Regions from separate parts of the Mus musculus genome. Here region 2 is linked to region 1. A link is a loop called in an ENCODE intact Hi-C map of the cell type or tissue named here. Cell type or tissue: heart. All regions are shown on one strand.

Region 1 (2,500 bases):
ACTTTTTTCCCCACAGAGGATTCTCTTAGATCCTCAAACATGATTGTGATTAGAACTTCTATGGTATCACAAGAAAGCAAGCTGAAAACACCATTATAGTTAGGCTTCCATTACTGGCACATCTCATCCCATGTCTGAGGTAGTGCTCTGTCCTTGCCAAAGATCATGGATGCAGACATGAAGCCTGAAGGACGGGTCTCCAAGCTCCTGTTAATTAACTTTACAGACACAAAATTGCTGACCCTGGAAAGAGAAGCTTTCCACCACTAAGAAAGATTACGGAGTCCTTTCCTGTGTGAGAATGTTTTGCTTTAACGTAAACAAACTGAAGAGGACAGAAATGAGGTTCAAGTAATCTCTCATCAGAGTAAACAGCCAAGCCAGTTAGGATATCATTTTCCTGGAATGTGTTGTGGAATCCAAAGGCAGGCACACACATGTCAGGGAACAGGCTGTCCTCTGATGGACAGAGCCTAAAAACTAAGGTAAATACATTCATGCATTCATGTTGACATTTCTTCATAATTTTTTTATTTATATATTTAGATAGATTTTGGATCTTAGGAAGAATCAAAGCATACCGACTATTTGTTTCAAACAACTTAATCCTGAATGACTGTCCCAAGCAGCCTTATTTGGAGGCCTCCTTGAGTATTACATCATGTTCTGGTATCACTGACTCCCACTGACGCCCACTTGTTCTTGAGTTTTCCTTTTATAACAAGATTGACACAACATGATGACTAAAGAAGCAAAGCTTCCCAGGCCAATTGAGTTTGTTAGCATATTTGTAAGACTGCGTTTGTTAAAGTACTGAGTATGCAGTTAGGTAGGAATATATCACCTGAAATTCCAATCTGGAAGGCCTACCACTTTGGCTACCTTCTGAAGATTCTCCATGGTTTGGATTGGATGAGGTGACCACTCATCTTGGACACAAAGTATTCAATATATGTGCACTCGAGGGTGTGTGTGTGTGTGTGTGTGTGTGTGTGTGTGTGTGTGTGTGAGAGAGAGAGAGAGAGAGAGAGAGAGAGAGAGAGAGAGAGAGAGAGAGTTAGTTAGTTTTTAAAATACTTGAATTTGGTTCTGTTTCATTCTGTAAATGTTACCTGGAGACAGAATTGGCCCCATTTCACTGATCCAGCATGAATAGCTGATTTGCTAAACATGCATCCTGGGACAATACCTTTCTATATTCAAAAGCTGATCCAGAATAAATGGGGAAAATCAGAAACTGCTTCCCCTTTTTATTTTGTTAAAAACCTTCTCCTTCCTTTCTTTCCCTGAGTGTCTATTCTCTGAGATTTGCTTCTTTAAAAGACAGATCAAAGATATTGCTAGCTAGGAGTCAGGAAGTTAGTGTCACCATTCCTCAGAGGTCAGCTGGAGAGCTGTGTCCGGCACCATGGGAAGTGGCCCCTGATCAAGGAAACACGGCCATGTGACAACCAAGAATCATCCAGAGCCAGACAAGCGGAAATATTCCAGGAATGGCTTTGTGGTTAACTGTGTTTTCCCACAAACTCCTCAGGGATTTTTAAGGAACCTGTCCAATCTCTGCATGCTTATGTGAAGATTATTGCCTGAGTCCTTTGTTTCTCTATTTTCTACATTGATTGTTGTTAAATGAAACGTAATTGATCCATAAACAAGACTGTAAATGGAATGAACTAGAATGAAACTAGTTCATAAATAAAAAGTAATGGATAAATAGATACATAAAATATTCTTAGGATTTTTTGGAAGGAGTGGTTGTTTATTTGATTTTATTTTAAAGGGTTTCATTGTTGTGCTATTGTTTTGTTTTGTTTTCTTTAGTGAGAAAGGACAATACCAAAGCTTCAAGTTAAAGCCATCTATACCTGCGGAGGTCTGGTAACAGATGACAACCTTAACCTGACCTACTTGGTTTTCAAATGGTCTTGCTCCGCATCCCATTCTCATTAGTTATTGCCTTACCTTTGGGCTGTACTGTTTTCTTTTCTTCCGTTAATGGAGCAATTTCCCTGCCTGAAATGGCACAAACAAAGGTAAGTTATTTTGTGCCAGAATGTTAGCAGGAGCCCATGTAAAGGGAAAATAACTGCTGGTCACATGAGTGGGTGGGCAGAGCAGGAGAAGGATGATTTTCACGTGCCCAATTTTACATGAGTGAAAAGCCAACACAGAACAGATCTCTACTATCCATTACCATGGCTTGCTTGCTTTACCATCATTGTAAAAGCCAAGGGCTTTTACTCCAATGACCTAATTCCTCAACTTCTGTCCCAATCATGTCATCCTTCTTCCTGTGAAAGAATTTCTTCCCAACCTGGTTTCTTCGCTTTTAGAATTAGCCACGTCAACACCTCAGTCTACATGCTTTCCCTTACCCTCACCAAGGAGGGTTATGTTTGAATTGAGTCTATATTATAGATTAATTACAGCACCAGAGAATGAGGTTCAATTTAAAATCAGGGCAGGGAAATTGCTCCATTAACGGAAGAAAAGAAAACAG
Region 2 (2,500 bases), 350 kb after region 1:
TTACACCAACCGAAGGCTCTTTGTTTCCTCTCTTGGATCTGTTGAGTTTCTTTGTTGAAGAAGCCAGCATGGGTGCCCAGTTCTCCAAGACCGCAGCGAAGGGAGAAGCCACCGCCGAGAGGCCCGGGGAGGCGGCTGTGGCCTCGTCGCCTTCCAAAGCAAATGGGCAGGTAAATTCTACCTGTGGTTCTTGGCATTTCTTGGGTGTCTTTCTCTAATCTGGACGCCTCGTCTTCCCTCTGGTCGCGCCCGAGATGCATTCGAGGGAGGGGAGCCTAGCCAGATTCTAGTCTGAAAGTTGAATGGGTAATGATAGCCTAAATTGTCAATTTTTCATAGGAAGGGTACCCTCCACCCCCACCCCAAAGGAGTGGTTCCTAAGGATCCTGGCCAATTCTTGAGTAGACCGGAGGAAGAGTGATAAATCGTCTAAAATGGCGTGGTTTGGAGATTGGCTGAACGTGACTAGTTAGATGCACCCCCCCCCCAACGCCCCTCCAGGTTGCATTTGTATTTGGGGCCACAGTGGTGTTTGGGTGGCTCACGTATTTATTGTCGAGATTGGGTCGTCTTTGAGATTTCTGGTGTGGTTGTGTGTGTGCGCGCGCGTGTGTATGTGTGTGTAGGAAGGGGGGAGCCAACGCGGATGGCGGTGGAGAAAGGCAAGCTGAGAAGGCTTGTCTTATTGTATCCAGAGGCAGTATGCCTCGGGTTCTTGGAAAGGTGGCTGGTTAGAGCCGGACAGGCAGCTTTTCCAAGTGCCTTTGCGATGGCCCTTCCCCTCCCCCTTTGGTAGCTGTGTAATTACACACCCATATGACTTTTCAAATGGTATCCTGGTGTGGTGGGAATTCTCAGTGGGTTTTTGAAGACCCTTTCCTGCCTGCCAAGAAGGGAGCAGTTCTGGTGTTTTGGTCTGGACTGTTCGTGTGAGTGGCACCTTGGCCACCCTCGAGGATTGCCTCAGTGCTGCTGCGACCCAGGCAGAGAGCCATGGTTGGGTGGGCTCAAGAGGTCGGCCATGGGTGGCTGCTTTCCAAACAGCGAGCACCCACCACGCCTCTTTTCCTAGAGCCAAAAAAAAAAAAAAAAAAAAAAAAAAAAAAAAAGGCCTGCTCTAAACCTACCGGGGCAAGACGTGCTCTGTCAAGAGCCTTTAAACCCGTTAAAAATGCAAAAAGGAGCTGCCCGGGCGCACCCCAATTTGCAGAATGATGGGCGAAGGTGGGCGTGGAAGCGGAGGCCAGACTTCAGACATAATGGGTTTTCCCCAGCCCTGCTGGTTGCCGAGCCTCGGAGAGGCCGACCGGGGCAGCCACCTGAGCTTTGTTTGCGGACTCCCGGGCTGCGCGATCCCCAGCTCGGGGGCGCCTCGGCCTGCGGGCAGGGCCCGGCTAGGCAGGGTGGGGTGGCCCCGCCCCTGGGCGCCCTCCCGCCCGCGCCCCGCTGCGCTCCGCGCGGTGGAGGAGCAGCGCCCCCTGCCGGCGCCACCCGGGAACGCGCAGCCCCGGGAGCTCCCGTTGCTCGAGGCGGAGGGAAGGGAACCTGATGCAGGCCTCAGAATGTGGGCGACTTGTGTCCACTCCCCGGCCGCCGGGCACGGAAGCTTGCCCCGCGCGGGTCGGTCGCTCCGAGTGACGCCCCCGTCTTTTTCTTTCTGCCCCGCAGGAGAATGGCCACGTAAAAGTGAACGGGGACGCGTCTCCCGCCGCCGCCGAGCCGGGCGCCAAGGAGGAGCTGCAAGCCAACGGCAGCGCCCCGGCCGCCGACAAGGAGGAGCCCGCGAGCGGCAGTGCCGCGACCCCCGCCGCGGCCGAAAAGGATGAGGCTGCCGCGGCCACCGAGCCGGGCGCCGGCGCGGCCGACAAGGAGGCTGCGGAGGCCGAGCCCGCCGAGCCCAGCTCCCCGGCCGCCGAGGCCGAGGGCGCGTCCGCCTCCTCCACGTCGTCGCCCAAGGCGGAGGACGGGGCCGCGCCGTCGCCCAGCAGCGAGACCCCGAAAAAAAAAAAGAAGCGCTTTTCCTTCAAGAAGTCCTTCAAGCTGAGCGGCTTCTCCTTCAAGAAGAGCAAGAAGGAGTCGGGCGAGGGCGCTGAAGCAGAGGGAGCGACCGCGGAAGGCGCCAAGGACGAGGCTGCAGCCGCAGCGGGCGGCGAGGGGGCCGCGGCCCCCGGGGAGCAGGCAGGCGGGGCGGGCGCCGAGGGCGCGGCGGGCGGAGAGCCCCGGGAGGCCGAGGCGGCGGAGCCCGAGCAGCCGGAGCAGCCGGAGCAGCCCGCGGCGGAGGAGCCGCAGGCGGAGGAGCAGTCGGAGGCGGCGGGGGAGAAGGCGGAGGAGCCCGCGCCCGGCGCCACCGCGGGCGATGCGTCCTCCGCCGCAGGGCCTGAGCAGGAGGCGCCCGCTGCCACCGACGAGGCCGCGGCGTCCGCAGCCCCCGCCGCGTCGCCGGAGCCGCAGCCCGAGTGCAGTCCGGAGGCGCCCCCCGCGCCAACGGCCGAGTAAGCTC

Evidence for each region. Peaks named below come from ENCODE experiments on the same cell type or tissue, not always from the same donor. Only the 100,000 strongest peaks of a DNase experiment are listed, where the experiment ranks them.
Region 2: a loop joins it to region 1, with 6 times the contacts of the local background. A loop is called at or near these places in 6 of 42 quality-filtered maps.

What each region holds. Positions count from the first base shown.
Region 1 is chr10:37,482,680-37,485,179 of GRCm38, reverse strand. No RefSeq gene overlaps it. Among named protein-coding and RNA genes, the nearest start is that of Gm31330, 47 kb to the right of the region's middle. In heart, no CTCF peak of the experiment used is centred here; a DNase peak (open chromatin) is centred at 1,419.
Region 2 is chr10:37,136,104-37,138,603 of GRCm38, reverse strand. It overlaps Marcks (myristoylated alanine rich protein kinase C substrate), which reads left to right. Exons shown (of 2, transcript NM_008538.2): 1 at 1-170; 2 at 1,669-2,500. The coding sequence starts at 69. The coding sequence ends at 2,496. Among named protein-coding and RNA genes, the nearest start is that of Marcks, 1.6 kb to the left of the region's middle. In heart, a CTCF peak has its summit at 1,499 (motif pointing left); DNase peaks (open chromatin) are centred at 103, 843, 1,443, 2,193 and 1 weaker place; H3K4me3 peaks cover 2,500 bases; H3K27ac peaks cover 2,500 bases.